2 separate regions of the Homo sapiens genome follow, and region 1 is linked to region 2. A link is an interaction called in ENCODE POLR2A ChIA-PET data of the cell type or tissue named here. Cell type or tissue: GM12878. All regions are shown on one strand. Each heading gives the region's core, and the rest is flanking DNA. Links, peaks and the distances in the headings are about the cores only. Region 1 overlaps KIF5B (kinesin family member 5B). Region 2 holds the start of LOC107984219 (a long non-coding RNA gene).

The links. ChIA-PET counts read pairs that join two places held together with the same protein. Peaks named below come from ENCODE experiments on the same cell type or tissue, not always from the same donor. Only the 100,000 strongest peaks of a DNase experiment are listed, where the experiment ranks them.
Region 1: POLR2A ChIA-PET joins it to region 2 with 5 read pairs; 10 of 35 experiments call an interaction of 5 or more read pairs at or near these places.

The regions. Positions count from the first base shown.
Region 1 is chr10:32,044,865-32,053,681 of GRCh38, forward strand. It overlaps KIF5B (kinesin family member 5B), which reads right to left. Exons shown (of 26, transcript NM_004521.3): 2 at 3,600-3,687. Among named protein-coding and RNA genes, the nearest start is that of KIF5B, 7.2 kb to the right of the region's middle. RefSeq lists an enhancer at 3,258-4,457. In GM12878, for the core only: no CTCF peak of the experiment used is centred there; no DNase peak of the experiment used is centred there; H3K4me3 peaks cover 847 bases.
Region 2 is chr10:31,916,455-31,925,271 of GRCh38, forward strand. All of the region lies in intron 1 of ARHGAP12 (Rho GTPase activating protein 12), which reads right to left. LOC107984219 (a long non-coding RNA gene) reads left to right here and starts at 6,398. Exons shown (of 3, transcript XR_001747415.2): 1 at 6,398-8,817. In GM12878, for the core only: no CTCF peak of the experiment used is centred there; a DNase peak (open chromatin) is centred at 4,834; H3K4me3 peaks cover 685 bases; H3K27ac peaks cover 1,329 bases.

The sequences.
Region 1 (8,817 bases), core at 1,652-6,651, 130 kb after region 2:
ATTCTAAAGATTATACTCTTACCATATTACAGAGAAGGGAACTATTATCCTGAACGCAGTTCCAAACAGTAAAGCAGGATGAAGAAGGGACTGAAATTTTGAGAAAAGAAGAGAAATTTCAGGAAGCAAACGATTTCATCTTAGAACTGCAAATAGTAATAAAACAGAACAAAAGTAATAGATGCATGTATCCTAAACGTCAGGAAAACAGACTTCATCTTTTTCTTTTCCTTAAGGTTAGGTACCACTTAAAAAACAATAGATTTTGAAAAACTCTGAGTATCAGCCTATTATTAAGAGACTGTGTAACTAAGGATATACAAGAGAAGAGACAGAACTCACGAGAACAGCATGAGAAAGATAAAAGTCCAGGATAAGTAACTTTAAGACCAAAACAAAATAAAAACTAAGGCCCTAAAAAGAACTTTTAAAGTCATATTCAGAAAAAAAATAATGAATGAATGAACCTGCATTGCTTAGGAAAGACCAGAAAATATTAACTGATGATATTAAAACAGAGGTACTTCTATTTACTACCATCTTCCACAAATATGATCCTCAAAACAGAACAACAGAATAAACATTGTTGAAAGGGACTTTAAGGTTTATGTGGATAGTACGATAGCAAAAGAATGGCTTCAAATGAGCCCAAGTTTCTAGTTACTAAGGAGGATTACGTTCCAGGGATAAAAATCTCACAGCTACTGTAGGTTACTTTTAAAAGCCAAAGAGAACAAAGGTAATAGAAGACACTAATGTTATTTACATTTTCAAAATGGGAAAAGGGATAGATTATGGAAATAAGTATACCAAAATTTTATTAAGTAAAGACTATGGTTGAACTAACCTCATTTCCTGTTTGGATATGGTTATTCAACTGGTACTTTGGGCAAATACTAGAGTCATGCACCATCACTTGATAAAAGGATTCAAGTTTTTCATCATTTTCTTGTGAGTATGTTGACAAACTAAGGACTAGCCAATCGTATAGGTAAGAGGCTCTGAAGTTGGCTGAATACCCAAACAGTGTGATTGAAATAACTGCCAACAATCTTATTCATTTTAGAAGATTAACCTAGGGACCATGACCCATTAAGCACTTTATAAATGGTTTAGAATCATATTTTTCAAACTTCAAAACCTTTGACACTTTAATAGACTTATCAAATGTGCTGACAGCCAACTTACTAGATCCCCAGTATAAAACTCAAAATATGATTAAGAGCTAAAATGAACAAAATGGAATCTGCACTTTAAAGGTTTGCTCTCCAAAGTGCAAGTATGGAATGGGGCTTAAAGCTGGCGGCAAGAGATACAAAAAAGACCTGTATATTCAAATTGCCCATGAATTCATGAATCGGTAACTTTCTATTGGTTAGAAAGCTAATGTAATCTTAAACTGTACTGATGAGACAGAAGTATGTCTCAATCAAAGAATGTAGTAAAATTGTGTTCTATGATCGATCCCTCTGGAAAACCACATGATGCTTACAACATGATGACCCTGTTCCTCTTTGTTGCAGTCATTTACACAATTACAAGTGTTAATTCCCCTTCATTTTATGAAGATGTCAGTACCCAGTTCACTCTCTCTCACCAATACCATTACTGTTGTAATAAAACAGTACTGGTGGTTTCAAAGTCTGTAGCAGATAATCCCACTAAAATAACCTGGCCTCTCAGCTCCTTGACCAAATTTTCTGCGATCTTATTCTTTCTTCATTTTTATTTTAAAAACAGAGATGGGGTCTCGCTGTTGCCCAGGCTGGTCTCAAACTCCTGGCCTCAAGCAATCCTCCCACCTCAGCCTCCCAAAGTGCTGGAATTACAGGTGTGACCCACCATGTCTGGCCTTATCCTTTCTTTACTACCTCGGAAGTCAACTCCATGACAACACCTTTACCTTTTCATTACTAACTGCATTGCTTCCATAATCTCAATTTCAAGTAGAGATACTAATCAACTTACGATGGGGTTACTTCCTGATAAATGTTCTGTAAGTTGAAAATACCCTAAGCTGAAAATGCATCAAACACATCTAACCTACCAAACACCATGGCTTAGCCTAGCCTACTTTAAATGTGCTCAGAACACGTACACTGATCTACAGTTCAGCAAAACCATCTAACACAAAGCCTATTTTATAATAAAGTGTTAAATATTTCATATGATTTATTGAATACTATACTGAAAGTGAAAAACAGAATGGTTGTACAGGTACTAGAAATATTTCTATTGAATATTTCTATTGAATGTGTATTGCTTTTGCACCATCGTAAAGTCGAACAATTTTAAGTTGTTCTAAGTCAGGGACTGTCTGTATTCACCTTCTATTACTCCGTCCAGTACCCTGATTCCAACAAATCTTTGACCCCACTGAGATCTACAACCCACTAATGTTACCACCTTTTTTCACTGCCCTTCAGCCTCCCTCATATCCTTCTTCCTGTAACTTAACCACCTTAGATCCCATGGTCCACCATTATAATCACTCCTTTGACTATATCCTCAATTCTCTTGTCCCCCACTTCCCTCTTTTGTACTCACCTAGCAAAACTCCAAATGGGCAAAAATTCAACTCTTTCAGCAGCTAACCTTGAGTGGGCCCTTAATACTGCCTGGCAATACTCTCACACTGCCTGAATCCATCCATTTCATGCCTTTTCCTAGAACCTCTTCCCCCTTCCTCATCTCCATGATGACTTTGCTCCCTGTATTAGACAATATGAAATTGATATAATGAGTACATACACATTTTCCCTCCCTCACCTCATCTATAAACCTTCTATAACTCCACTTTATCTCCTGTTACTAGGATGAGCATCTGTGCTCCTATGCTATCCTAATCCACCTATTTTTATACTGAATCCCAATTCTTTTAATGTGGTGAATGCCACAACACAGATTTTGCCTCAATCTAAGAAGCACTTTGTAACAACTACAGCTGTCAAAAAATGAAATAAATCATATCACAAAGTAACAGCCATTCCTTTGATTAAACAGATTTCTACAGTAACTGGAAGTAACTCCAGATAAACAATGAGCACTCTCTCAGCTTTAAAATTCAATGGTTTTAGAATATATAAAGTTATAAATATTCTTGTATAAGTTATAGTATTAACTGGAATGTACATACTTTTCTCACCCTTGGCAACCCTTGTTAAATTCCTCAAGGGATAGGTAAGTCTTTGGGGAAGGAATAACAATGGAATGGAAGAATGATAGACTGCCATTTTCCACTACTTTTTAGAAATGTGTCTAGCCCTTTTGTTTTCATTCTCATACTGTTCTCTTTCTAGAACTGCCACCTTGGAAACTCTCCTGGGAATATCTAACAGAAATGCATCTCTTAAGAATAAGTGTGTAACATAGTTCTCATAATAACCTTAATTAGGTACTGTATATAATTAGATCATGGAATTTGAGCAATAGAATATTTACTAATTGTGTTTGACCTTTTTATTATTTAAACAACTTTCTTCTGCAATTAACTTAGAAGAAAGGGGCATTAAAATGAAAAAAGGAAGCTGAGTAAGTAGAAAAGATCACAAACTTATTTACTTATTGCTGAGACAACTCAGCAGGTTGAATATATTTACCTTTAACAATCTTCTTTGCACAGTCATTATACACTTGCTCTTGAGATGTGCTTGACTGGAACACCCGATCAAATGCATAAGGCTTGGACTGAAAAACAAAAAAGTGTTTCAACTATACAAATTAAAGGTAAATGAACATTTCTAACCTTTACAGATGCCATCATATAATATATTTAATCCTCAAAATAGTATACCTAGTATGCATAATTTGGTATCATTGAATCTTTGAAGTAGAAGGGATCACCATGCACAAATCCATTAGAATAAACTCCAGGAAAACAAGAATGGTCTTTAGTCTTTGCTGCATTCCCAGGGCCCAGTAATTACAATTATAATTCCCAGTAATTATAATTAGCACTACTATGGCAGCCAAATATTGCTGAGTGATTTTTATTTTTTTAAATACCTATTTATTTATTTTTGAGACAGGGTCTCGGTTCTGTCACCCAGGCTGGAGTGCAGTGGCACAATCACTGCTTACTGCAGCCTCAACCTCCTGGGCTCAAGAAATCCTCCCACCTTAGCCTCCTGAGCAGCTGGGACTAGAGGCATGTGCCACCATGCTATGTTGCCCAGGCTTGTCTTGAACTTCTGGGCTCAAGAGATCCTCCTGCCTCAGCCTCCCCAAGTGCTCGGATTACAGGTGTGAACCACCATGCCTGTCCTGCAACAGCTTTTCAACCATTCTTTCATTTAACAAATACTTATGGAATGTGAGATGACATGCTAGAATGATAACCAAGAGATTCCCTCTCTGCTTTAGTGGAGCATAAATAATAGTGGGGCAGACATTAAAAAATTAAGTGACCAGAATTCTGACTCATGCAATTGAGTGCTATGAAAGTGCAATGAGAGAATATAGGAGGAGAACCTAAGTCTACGGGAAAGCAGAATATCACGGAAACACCCTTGGAGAAAGAATATTTAAGAACTGAAAAATACGCAGCAACTAACTCATCATCACTCTCCCCAGTATTAGTCATGAAGGGTGAAAAAGGTTTCGTGTAGGAAAGTAGTCTAGGCACTGGGAGGATACTTAAAGATCCTAAGGCAGAAAGAACAGTGTAGCATTCAAGAAACCAATGGAAGTTGTTAAGTTGAAGTACAAGGAGCAAGGATCAAATGCAAATATCAAAACGGTTAAAAAGACATCATCTTATTCTGAAAACAGCTTTGATCTTCTGGACCCCAGAAATGATACTGGGGACTCCATGGACCACTCTCAGAGAACCACTAATATAGTCTGAGAAGGAGCCAGGGGTATTGAACAAAAAAAAAAAATCAGTGGTGTCCATGCAAGTCAAAAAATAATAATTTTCAAGGAGGGAGTGATTATGTCAAATACAGTTGTGAGGCCAAGACAAAACTAAAAAGTACTCAATGACAAAGGTCAGATTGGAATGGATTGAAAAAGAATGGGAGGTAACCAAGTGGTGCAGAAAATCTGCTGTATGTCTAAGAAAGTTATTTTTTTTTTAAGACTTGTAAGACCTGAGGTAGTTTAAATGCTTGCAGGAACAATTTTAATAATCTAGGAGAAAGAGTAGGTATCCAAAAATAAGAGGCAAGGGGTTCTAGGTATTTGCAAGTATCTGCCTGCTCTCTAGTTTCTCCTAAAGGAAAGGAAGGAAGTTGGGCCCTAAAACACAAAACAATCATGACCCCAGAAAAAGCCCTTAACATTAGAAAACACTTCCTAAGTCTTAGCTGAAAAAGACCTACTACCCTCCACATCCCCACTTCAAAGTCTGAAATAAAAGTAACAATGAACCAGACACTCCTAAAGCCATTCCCAATTCCCCTTTCCCTTGCTACCTCCCAATAAATAGGCCGGAAAGCCAAATACCTGTTAGCCTAGTCTCCCTGCAACTAGTAGTCACATGACCAAGCTCTGAATAATATGAAGTGGCGGTCTGTTCGAGGTCTCTGAGAAGGGTGTTGTTATCCTGATAAAAAGGACCATCTCAGCTAAAACTGCCCTTTCTCCTTCCTGGAATGAATGCCTGGAGCTGTAGCATCCATCTTGCAAATACGACAAACAGGATGATGAAAAGCAACAGCTAAGGACGACAAAGTATAACAGAGTGAGGAACCGTGAAGGGCCTATATCCAGGCTTTTTGTTATGTGAGAAAAACATCCTCTTATTTATTTAAGCCACTATTAGCTGTTGGTTTTTCCTCTAAAGCTGAAAGCATTACTGACAGATACAAGAAGCTGATCTCACTTTGGCATCAATTTAAAATAGGCATCGATGTCTGATTATTCTTTAGTTGTGACATATGTGAACGTATCCTTTTCTCAGATGCTACTGAAACAATTAACATTCAATTCTACAGGTGTGACTAAAAGAAATCTATTATTTTACTGCTGACACAAGATATATTCATGGTGAACAATTCTGAAAACAAACGTTAAGTACAATCAAAATAACAATCGCCACCCAAAAACAAACCATACTAATAGTTTTTTCTATGCAAAAAGAAAGTAATTTTCCCTCATTTATCCAGCAGACATTCATTTAGTGACTATAAAGATATGAGATATTGTAGATGAGTAACACAATTTTAGAAATAATTAGTACAGACTGTAGGGTTCAAAGAGTAATAGAGGATAAGGCCAGATAAAAACCTGAATACTAAGTTAAGTTATACACTTGGATCTAATATAAGTGATCAAGTAATGTCAAGAGAATTTTATATGTATCTACAAATATACTCCTGAGTAGCTGGGACCACAGGCATGTGCCACCACGCCTGGCTAATTTTTGTATTTTTAGTAGAGATGAGGTTTTGCCATGTTGGCCAGGCTGGTCTCAAACTCCTGACCTCCAGTGATCCACCTGCCTCAGCCTCCCAAAGTGCTGGGATTACAGGCGTGATCCACCATGCCTGGCCTCAATTTTTACATCAATAGAAAATAGTGCCCCTAAACCATTTACCAAGAGATATGCCAGAAATAATGTAAACAGCTTCATAATAGTAAACAGTTTTAATAGTAAAGCCTGCCTTCAGAAGTACTTTATGAAGCTGCTTACTCTAGTTATCAACTCCAAGCAAATATATAAACTACCACTACAACCTTACTAAAATAATATAAATGGCAACTATTAAAAGGTAACACACAAACATAAAAATAATTGAGACTGGAGTGATTATCTTTCTAGAAGTTATTGTTAAATAAAAATTAAGTGCTTAGCATTAAGTTGACAAAACAGTCTTATCTTGATTGCAAAACCAAATGATGATTTTGTAATACTAAGTAAGGCAAATGTTTTAATTAAAGATCTAGCCATAAATTACTGACTCTGGCTTCCTGGAATGAAAATCAAGACTCTGTGAAACACAAAAATTATTTCTAATGGTCTATAATTAAGGCATATCTCTATTTTTCAAATAAATTAAAGAAAAACTCATCTGGACATCTGTATTTTTCAAACCTGGTTTTTAGCCTCGAAATGTACATTATGCAGCTTTTAATCCCATGTGTCTTCAAAGATCCCCCAAGTTTCAGATTTCAATATTACTAGTAACTCCAAGTCACAAGATGCATTCACGTCTGATTGATGCTTTAAGGGGACAAATCAAAAAGGAATAAGTTGATCTCAACTGCATACCTTAGGTTCCTTAAGGGAAGTGATTCCTGTTTGAGTATGCACCGACCAGACTGAAGACCAAATTTGGTTATGAAGGACACCCTTCTGGCAGGGATATGTCTTTCTCTGGAATTCTGAATAGCGGATCATTTCAGATCACTTGGGAGTGTATTATATTAGATTTTCCTTAGTTAAACACTATAGTGGGCTAACATTCCACAACTGTAAAGGTATGTGATGATGGTTCCCTCCTCTCCTTCATTTTTCCCTCTTAAGGTAATCAAGAAGGTTCAAACACCAAATCATTCACTTGAAAAGCGAGAATGTTGTTTTGCTTAGGCAAGGAACTGGGCAAGATTATCTAATTAGTTTTATTCTCTTCTAATTTCTCGGAACTACCACAGCTTGTTTTTGGCAGCCTTTACGGTGTACCATATAAGGAATAATGATTTGTAAAGATACTTAATGATGCAAATAACCATATTCTACTTTCATGATTCATAAATAGATAGATGTAATTTTTTTATTGATTTTTCTTCCTGGTGTTTTTAGCAAGCTCCTAATTTTTTCTACTGATTTTTTTCTGGTGTTTCCAGCAAGCTCATTTCAAAGACATAAACTGTTTCCCTGTCCTCCTTGCTTTGCGGTAACAAGTTCTCTAATTTAAAGCAAATAGTTTATATGTATATCGCTTAAAGACTTTCATAAAATAATTCATTTCATTCGATGTTACATTTATAGCACTTCACCAAGCACTTAATTAAAAATAAATTCTGTATTAAAGGCTGTACAGCATACACAGAAACACTATGAAAGATTTGCCTGCCATGGTGTCATATTAAAATCACTGATTACATGAGTAGCAGGAAAAAAGTTTAGACAAAGTATTAAAAACTCAAGTTATAAGAAAATCAGAATCCTTAAAAATTACTTTCTCCATGAGCACTGATTATGCTTCTAACATCATAAACTACAATATTCTTTCAATTTTGATCTAAATAGAAGATTGTATACAAAATGTTCTTAAATCATGTTTTTAAAAATTTAGTTTTAAATGCTGCATTGCAGCAATTCTCTCCTAAACTGTTCATTATGAATCAGGATTAGGAACCAGTAAAATGAAAAAACCAAACCGAGAAGATTTTACCCACAGATTTTCCAATTCCGCTCCTCCTGGCTGCTCTTATAACCTTTTACAAAATGAAATAATTCATTTAAAAAACTGAACAAAAATATGAGACCTCAATAATTAATGTCGTTACTATATGCAAGAAACTAGTTTCTGAAAACAATGAACCAAAACATGTTGCCTTTCATTTTTTAAGGCTATGTTATTCAGTTGTAATGTATTTTTGGTTACACGTTAAAAAAAAAAAAAAAAAACCAGGCCAGGCGTGGTGGCTCATGCCTGTGATCCCAGCACTTTGGGAGGCCAAGACAGGTGGATCACCTTAGGTCAGGAGTTCGAGACCGCCCTAGCCAACATGGTGAAACCCATCTCTACTAAAAATACAAAAATTAGCTGGGCGTGGTAGCGCGTGCCTGTAATCCCAGCTACTGGGGCGGCTGAGGCAGGAGAATCGTTTGAACCCGGGAGGCGGAGGTTGCAGTGTGCCAAGATCACC
Region 2 (8,817 bases), core at 2,271-7,270:
TTTTAAAATTTTCTTCCCATTTAAACTACCAAGAAGCCTACCAAAACTTAAACAGTTCAGCAAATGTTGTCTTTCTCCCCCAGGACATCCGTTTTAACCAACCAATCTGTTTAAGAGGTATATCAAAAAAAGTAAACAGGTAAACAAAACGTTAAAGAAACATAATGTATCTTTTTTTTGGAGATGGAGTCTCCCTCTGTCACGCAGGCTGGAGTGCAGTGGCGCCATCTTGGCTCACTGCAATCTCTGCCACCCGGGTTCAAGCGATTCTCCTGCCTCAGCCTCCCAAGCAGCTGGGACTACAGGTGCCCGCCACCACATCTAGCTAATTTTTGTAGTTTTAGTACAGATGGGGTTTCACCATGTTGGCCAGGCTGGTCTGGAATTCCTGACCTTGTGATCCGCCCGCCTTGGCCTCCCAAAGTGCTGGGATTACAGGTGTGAGCCACCACGCCCAGCCGAAACATAATGTATCTTAATTAGTGAGCTTACAATTTAAGTCCAATCCAGATACGTATAACCTATTTAGCAATGCTAATATTGTGAACTATAAAATGTTAATATAGCTTCAAACATATAAAATATTAAGAAACTTTTCCAGTTTAAGCACTGAACTTCGCATCAAATCCTCCGAGTATTTTTTAAAGTACTTGTTTAAAATTAATAATCCCAGGCCGGGCGCGATGGCTCACACCTGTTAATCCCAGCACTTTGGGGGGCTGAGGCGGGCAGATCATGAGGTCAGGAAATCGAGACCATGCTGGTTAACACGGTGAAACCTCGTCTCTACTAAAAATATAAAAATTAGCCAGGCGTGGTAGCACGTGCCTGTAATCCCAGCTACTCGGGAGACTGAGGCAGGAGAATATCTTGAACAGGAGGCAGAGGTTGCAGTGAGCCAAGATCGCACCACTGCACTCCAGCACTCCAACAGAGCAAGACTTAGTCTCAAAAAAATAAAAAAGAAAAGAAATCATTACCCTAGTCTTTATAAAAGTTCAATGAAACTTTCGATCTCCTAACAACTTATTCTAGAAGAAAAACATTCACTTCACAACACTACTGGCTACCCAGGTATCTTCTCCTCCCCAACCCATTCAGGTATTCTGAAACTATACACATTACTCTCTTAAAGAAAATCTTCTAAATATCACTTACATTCAATTACTTGCATGTGTTTACCAATCCCCCATGTTTTAAAAAGATATAATCCACAAAACAAAGGCAAATACATCTGTTAGTGCAGCAATTATTTAAGTCTGGCCACTGCAAAGTTCTAGTGTCAGACATCAGTAACTCACCCAAAAAAAGGAGAAAACACTCTATAATGTTTAAATTATGCCAGTTTACTTCAAATAAACATTGGGATATCAAGAGTCATGGTGGGCAAAGAACCTGACAGACATTTTTCAAAAGAAGATACAGACGGTTCCCAACTTGCAATGGTTCCAGTTACAATTTCCTGACTTTATGGTGGGTTTATTGGAATATCAAATACCTTTTTTTTTTTTCTTTTGAGAGATGGGGGTCTCATTCTGTCACTTAGGCTGGAGTGCAGTGGTACCATCATAGCTCACTGCAGCCTTAAACTCCTGGGTTCAAGAAATCTTCCTGTCTCAGCCTCCTGAGTAGCTAGGACTACAGGTACGTACCACCACACCTAGCTAATTTTTAATCTTTTTAGAGATGAGGGTCTTGCTATGTTGCTCAGGCTAATTTAAATGCATTTTTGACTCACAACATTTTTGACTTATGATCAGTTTATGAGAACATAATACCATCATAAATTAAGGAGCATCTGTATATAAGCGGCCAGTAAGAACCTGCAAAGATGCTGAATATTACTGATCATTAGGGAAATCACACACACACACACACACACACACACACACACACACACACACACCAATGAGATACCACTTCACACCCAACAGGACGGCTATCATTTTTTTTAAATTAAAAAATAGACCAAGTACAGTGGCTCATATCTGTAATCCCAGTAATTTGGGAGGCCGAGGCAGGAGGATCACTTGAGCCCTGGAGTTCAAGACCAGCCTGAGTAACATAACGAGGCCCCGTCTCTACAAACAAAAATTTAAAAAATAGCCAAGGATTGGTGGCACATGCCTGTAGCCCTAGCTACGCAGTAGGCTGAAGTGAAAGAATCGCTCAAGCCTGGAAGTTGAGGCTGCAGTGGGCTGTGACTGTGCCACTGCATTCCAACCTCAGCAACAGAGTGAGACCCTGTCTCAAATAAATAAATATAACTAAATAAATAACAAATGTTTGTGAGGATGTGGAGAAACTAAAACTCTTGTGCACTGCTGGTGGAAATGTAAAGTGGTACAGCCACTAGGGAAAATGGTATGGTAGTTCCTCAAGGAAACTGAAAATACAATTACCACATTATCCAGCAATTCCACTTCTGGGTATACACCCACAAGAATTGAAAGCAGAAAGTCAAACAGATATTTGTATATCCATGTTCACAGCAGCATTAATCACAATAGTCAAAAAGTGGAAGCAAACTAAATATCCATCAATGGACGAATAAACAAAATGTGATACATACATAAAATATTATTCAGCCTTAAAAAGGAAGGAAATTCTGACAGTACAATGTGAATGAACTCTGAAGACTATTTATGCTTAGGGAAATCGCCAGTCACAAAGGGCAAACATTATATGATTTCATGTATATAAGGTACCTAGAGTAGTCAAATTCATAAAGACAGAAAGCAGAATGGTGGTTACCAAGGGATGGAGAAAGACAGCAACAGGAAGTTACTGCTTAATGGGTATGGAGTTTCAGTTTAGAAAGATGAAAAAGTTCTGGAGATGAAGGGTGGTGATGGCTGGACAACAAAGTTAATTTATTTGATGCCACAGAACTGTGCACTCAAAAATGGTTAAAACAGTAAATTTCATGTTATATATATTTCACTAAAGACACTGTAGTATACAATTTAAATCACCTTATACCCATCTACTCAAAAGCCACAAGTAACTAAAATCCTCATGAAGCTCTTACAAATCCTCTTTAAAAGTAGATATAGGGCCAGGCGCGGTGGCTCACGCCTGTAATCCCAGCACTTTGGGAGGCTGAGGTGGGCGGATCACAAGGTCAGGAGATCAAGACCATCCTGGCTCCCACGGTGAAACCGTCTCTACTAAAAATGCAAAAAAATTAGCTGGGCATGGTGGTGGGTACCTGTAGTCCCAGCTACTCAGGAGGCTGAGGCAGGAGAATGGTGTGAACCAGGGAGGTGGAGCTTCCAGTGAGCCGAGATCGCACCACTGCACCTCCAGCCTGGGCAACACAGCAAGACTCCATTTCAAAAAAAAAAACAAAACCAAAAAAAACAAAAAACAAGTAAATATTGGCCAGGCACGGTGGCTCACGCCAGTCATCCCAGCACTTTGGGAGGATGAGGTGGGTGGATCACGAGGTAGGAGTTCAAGAACAGCCTGACCAACATGGTGAAACCCCATCTCTACTAAAAATACAAAAATTAGCTGGCCATGGTGGCATGCCTGTAATCCCAGCTACTCAAGGCAGGAGAATCGCTTGAACCTGGGAGGCGGAGGTTGCAGTGAGCCGAGATCGCGCAACTGCACTCCAGCCTGGGTGACAGAGCAAGACTCTGTCTCAAAAAAAAAAAAAAGTAAATACTAAAAAGCAAACAAACATTCAAACTCTTAGAAAACTGAAAATTAGCCGGGCGCAGTGGCTCACACCTGTAATCCCAGCACTCTGGGAGGCAGAGGTGGGCGGATCACAAGGTCGGCAGTTCCAGACCAGCCTGACCAACATGGTGAAACCTCACTCTACTAAAAATACAGAAATTAGCCAGGCGTGGTGGTGGGTGCCTGTAATCCCAGCTACTAGGGAGGCTGAGGCAGGAGAATCGCTTGAACCCAGGAGGCAGAGGTTGCAGTGAGCCAAGACTGCACCACTGCACTCCAGCCTAGGCGACAGAGTGAGACTCCGTCTCAAAAAAAAAAAAAAAAAAAAAAGAAAACTGAAAAGTAGCACTTACGCAGCATACAAATGATGAACTATTACCAATCCCTCAGCACATTTTGTCATCTACTGGAAAAAAAAAATCCACGATTTGTAAGTTTTATTCAAATTGATTTTAACAAGAATAAAAATCAATAATGTAAACTAAAGCCCAAATTAGGTATCACTACACATCAACTACAATAAAGTTTTTGTTTTTGTTTTTGTTTTAAAAAAGACAATAACAGTGCTGGCAAGTATTCCAGAAACTAGAGTATTTACATAGTGTTAGTGAGAGTGCTAAATAGCACAGCCAGTTTAGTAGTTTCTTACAAACCTAAGTTCCTGTATACCACATTCTCGGCCATGGAACAAGCCTCAATAAACTGAAAAGAACTGAAATTATGCAAAGTATGTTCTCCAATCACAATAAAATTAAATTAGAAACTCTCAAAAAGTATCTTAAAAACCCCAAAATTGTTTTTGGAATCTAAGCAACACACTTCTAAATGAGTCAGGAGTCAAAAGACAAAATCAGGCTGGACAAGGTGGCTCACGCGTGTAATCCCAGCTCTTTGGGAGTCGGAGGTGGGAGGATCACTTGAGGCCAAGAGTTCAAGACCAGCCTGGTGAGTTTTGAACTCCTGGTGAGACCCCGTCTCTACAAAAACTAAAAAAACTAGCCGGGCATGGTGATATGCACCTGTAGTCCCAGCTACTAAGGGAGGCTGAGGTAAGAGGATTACAGGAGCCCAGGAAGTCAAGGCTGCAGTTTGTGACACTGCACTTCAGCCTTGGTGAGAGTGAAACAACGTCTCAAAAAAAGAAAAAAGAAACCAAACAGGAAATGTGTACTGAATGAAAATGAAAACATGTAATTTCAAAATTTGTGGGATACAGCTGAAGTAGTGCTCAGACAAAACTTACAGCACTAAATGCCAGAAAAAACACAAAGTCTCACATCAATGACATAAGCTTCCACTCTAAGAAGGTAAAGAGGAGCAAATTAAATCCAAAGTTTGTAGAGGTCGGGCGCGGTAGCTCATGCCTGTAATCCCAGCACTTTGGGAGGCAGAGTCGGGCGGATAATGAGGTCAGGAGTTCGATACCAGCCTGACCAACATGGTGAAACCCCGTCTCTACCAAAAATACAAAAATGAGCTGGGCATGGTGGTGCATGCCTGTAATCCCAGCTACTGGGGAGGCTGAGGCAGGAGAATGGCTTGAACCCTGGGGACAGAGGTTGCAGTGAGCCGAGATTGTGCCACTGCATTCCAGCCTGGGTGACAGAGCAAGGCTCCATCTCAAAAAAAAAAAAAAAAAAAAAAAAAAAGTTTGTAGAAGAAAAGATATGAAAAAGATGAGAGCAGAAAGCAATAAAAAGAAAACAGAAAAATGTTAGAGAAAAATCAATGAAACCAGAGCCTGGTTCTTTAAGAGCAGTAAAACTGTCCAGGTGCAATGGCTCACACCTATAATCCCAGCACTTTGGGAAGCCAAGGCAGGCAGATCATCTGAGCTTAGAAGTTCAATGCCACCCTGGGCAACGTGGTGAAACCCCATATCTACCAAAAATACAAAAAATTAGCCGGGTGTGGTTGGCATGTGCCTGTGGTCCCAGCTACTCAGGAGGCTGAGGCTTGTGTCCAGGAGGCAAAGGCTGCAGCGAGCTGAGATCATGCCATTGCACTCCAGCCTGGGAGACAGAGCAAGACCCTGCCTCAAAAAAAAAAAAAAAAAAAAAAAAAAAAAAAAAAAAAAGCACAGATCAGTAAAACTGACAATCCTCTAGCCAAACTAATGGGAACAAAAGAGAAAAGAAACAAATTATCAAAAAGGTAACCAGAGACATAACTACAGATCCTGAAGACATCAAAAGGAAAATAGAAAATATTATGAACAACTTTATGCCAACAAACTCAACAATCCACATGAAGTAGACAAATTTTTTTTTTTTTTTTAAGAGACAGGGTCTTGCTCTGTTGCCCAGGCTGGAGTGCAGAAGCATAATCATAGCTCACTGCAGCCTCTAATTCCTGGGCTCAAGCAATCCTCCTAGCCTCAGCCTCCTGAATAGCTGGGACTACAGGTGCATGCTACCATGCCCTTCTAACAAATTTCTTGAAAGATACAAATAACCAAAGCTTGCTAAAGAATAAACAGATAACCTGAATACTCCTATATCTATTAAATAAACAGAATTTGTCTTTAAAAGCTTCCCACAAAGAAAACTGGCCCAGGCGGCTTCACTGGTGAATTTTACCAAAAACGTAAAGAAGTTACTACCAATTCTACATAAATCTCTCAAAAAAAAGTTGAAGCAGAGAGAAAACATCCCAACTCCATTCCACCAAAACCAAAGACATTATAAAAAAGAAAAAAATCATAGGTTAGGCAAGGTAGCTCACACCTGTAATTCCAGTGTTTTAGGAAGTCGAGACAAGAGGATCACTTGAGGTCAGGAGTTCAAAACCAACCTGGACAACATAGCACGAACCCGTCTCTACAAAAAAAGTTTACAAAATTAGCTGGGCATGGTGCCACACACCTGTAGTCACGGCTACTTGGGAGGCTAAAGTGGGAAGCCTGTTTGAGCCTGGGAGTTCGCGACTGCAGTGAACTGTGAACATGCCACTGTACTGCAGCCTGGGGTGACAGAGCAAGACCCTAACAGGAAAAAAAAAAAAAAAAAAAACAGGCAAAATATTTAAACAGACTTGTCCAAAGATCTATAGATGGTAAATAGGCTCATGAAAATATGCCCAACATCTTTAGCCATCAGGAAAATGCAAATTAAAACCAAAAAGAAAGAAATGTCACCACACATCTCACAGAATGGCTAAGTCAGGTCATACCAGTGTTTTTGAGAATGCAGGGCCAGTGGAACTCACACACAAAGCTGGTGAGGATGTAAAACTGAACCAGCATTTGAAATAAGTTTGGCAGATGCTTAAAATGTTAAATATGCATCTACCACATGATTCAGGGATTTTCCTCTTAGGTATTTACCAACAAAAATTAAAGCATATGTAGACACAAAGACAGTAGTTTCATCTGTAACAAAGAGAAACTCGCAAGTCAATCAACAATTGAATAAACTAATTGTGGTATATCCACACAATGGAATATCACTCAGCAATAAAAAGGAACGAACTGTTGATACACACAGCAAACTGGGTGAATCTCAAAATAATTTTCTTGAGTGAAGAAAAATCCAGACCAGAATCCATAGTACACGAGTCCATCTGCATAAAATTCTAGAAAATTGATTTCCTAGAATCAAACTAATTGATAGTGACAGAAAGCAGAGCAATAGTTGCCAAGGGACATGGGGAATGAATCACATAGGAGCTCAAGGAAATTTTTGATGGGTGAAAGAAATGTTCATTATCTTGAAAATGGTAGTGGCTTCACAGGTATATACATATGTCAAAACTCTTCAAATTGTACACTTAAAAAATATGTGCAGCTTGTTATACAGCAATTATACCTCAAAACTGTATTTTTTTAAAAAAACTGTTAAAACCCTAATGATGCAAATTAAAACAACCAGGTATCACTACTCACCTACTGGATGGCTTTCAAAAACACAGAATGTTTTGTATGGTAAAGATACCAGCAACTGGAATTCTCTTCATTGCTGGTGGAAATGCAAAATGGTACAACCACTGCGGAAAATAATTTGGTAATTTCTAATAAAGTTAAACATACGCTTACTACATGATCCAGCAATCCCTCTTCTAGGTATTTACCCAAGAGAAATGAAAACATAAGTCCACACAAAGGCCTTACATGAACATTCATAATGGCCAGAAATTGAAAACTCAAAGGCCTATGAACTTGTGAATACAAACTGTGGTACAATCCATCTCTAAAATAGGAAACAGTACAAACCTCAAAAGATCCTTGTAAGAACGGAAAGAGAAAACACGAAAAAAAGCACTTAGATATAAAGCATGATAGATGGTATCACATTAATCACTGCTTACTCAAGGAAGCAAAAGCTGTAATAGAGAAATACAAATCATATAGTATGTAGCCTTCTGTGTCTGACATGTTTCACTTAGATTAATGCTTTTGAGATTCACTCATGTTGTCTCCATAGATCATTCTTTTTTATTGTTGAATGTTAGTTTATTTTATGTATGTACATTACACTTTAATAAAACTGAAATTTAAAAATATATATTATGTAGCAAAATATAGGAAATTTTCAGCCAACTTTAAAAGATGTCACTCTAACCTCATAACATATTCTGAATTCTGCTGTGGGGAAGGAAAAGAGCACAGAACTTGGAGTCAGAGGTCTAAATTTTAAATCTAGGCTTTACCATTTATCAGCTCTCAGGACCCTAGGCACCTTAACTTGCCTGTAAAACAAAGCAAACAATACAAACCTCAAAAGATGTTTGTGAGAAGAAAGAAAAAAAACTTTGTAACTTTCAGACGTCACAGAGTATCTACATTAATCAGTGCTTACTCAAGGAAGCAAAAGTTGTGAGAGTAGAAAAATAGTCACAAACGCACTGATAATTTATAAAACATCCTGTCTCTGTCTCTCGCTGTGTGACTCTGGACAAGTCATTTAACCTCTCTGGGCTTCAGTTTTTTCCATCTGCAAAGTGCAGCTTATTAGTAGTACATACTGCATACTGGGAGAATTAAGTAAATGTGTGTAAGGCACTTGAAATAGTGCATGGAGCATGGCAAGTGCTTTAAAAGTTTTAGGTCTTACTACAAAAAAACTATTATCATCATCCTACCAGACCCAATACTGGCCACCATCCTGCCCAAACAAGCTGTAGCAGTACAAG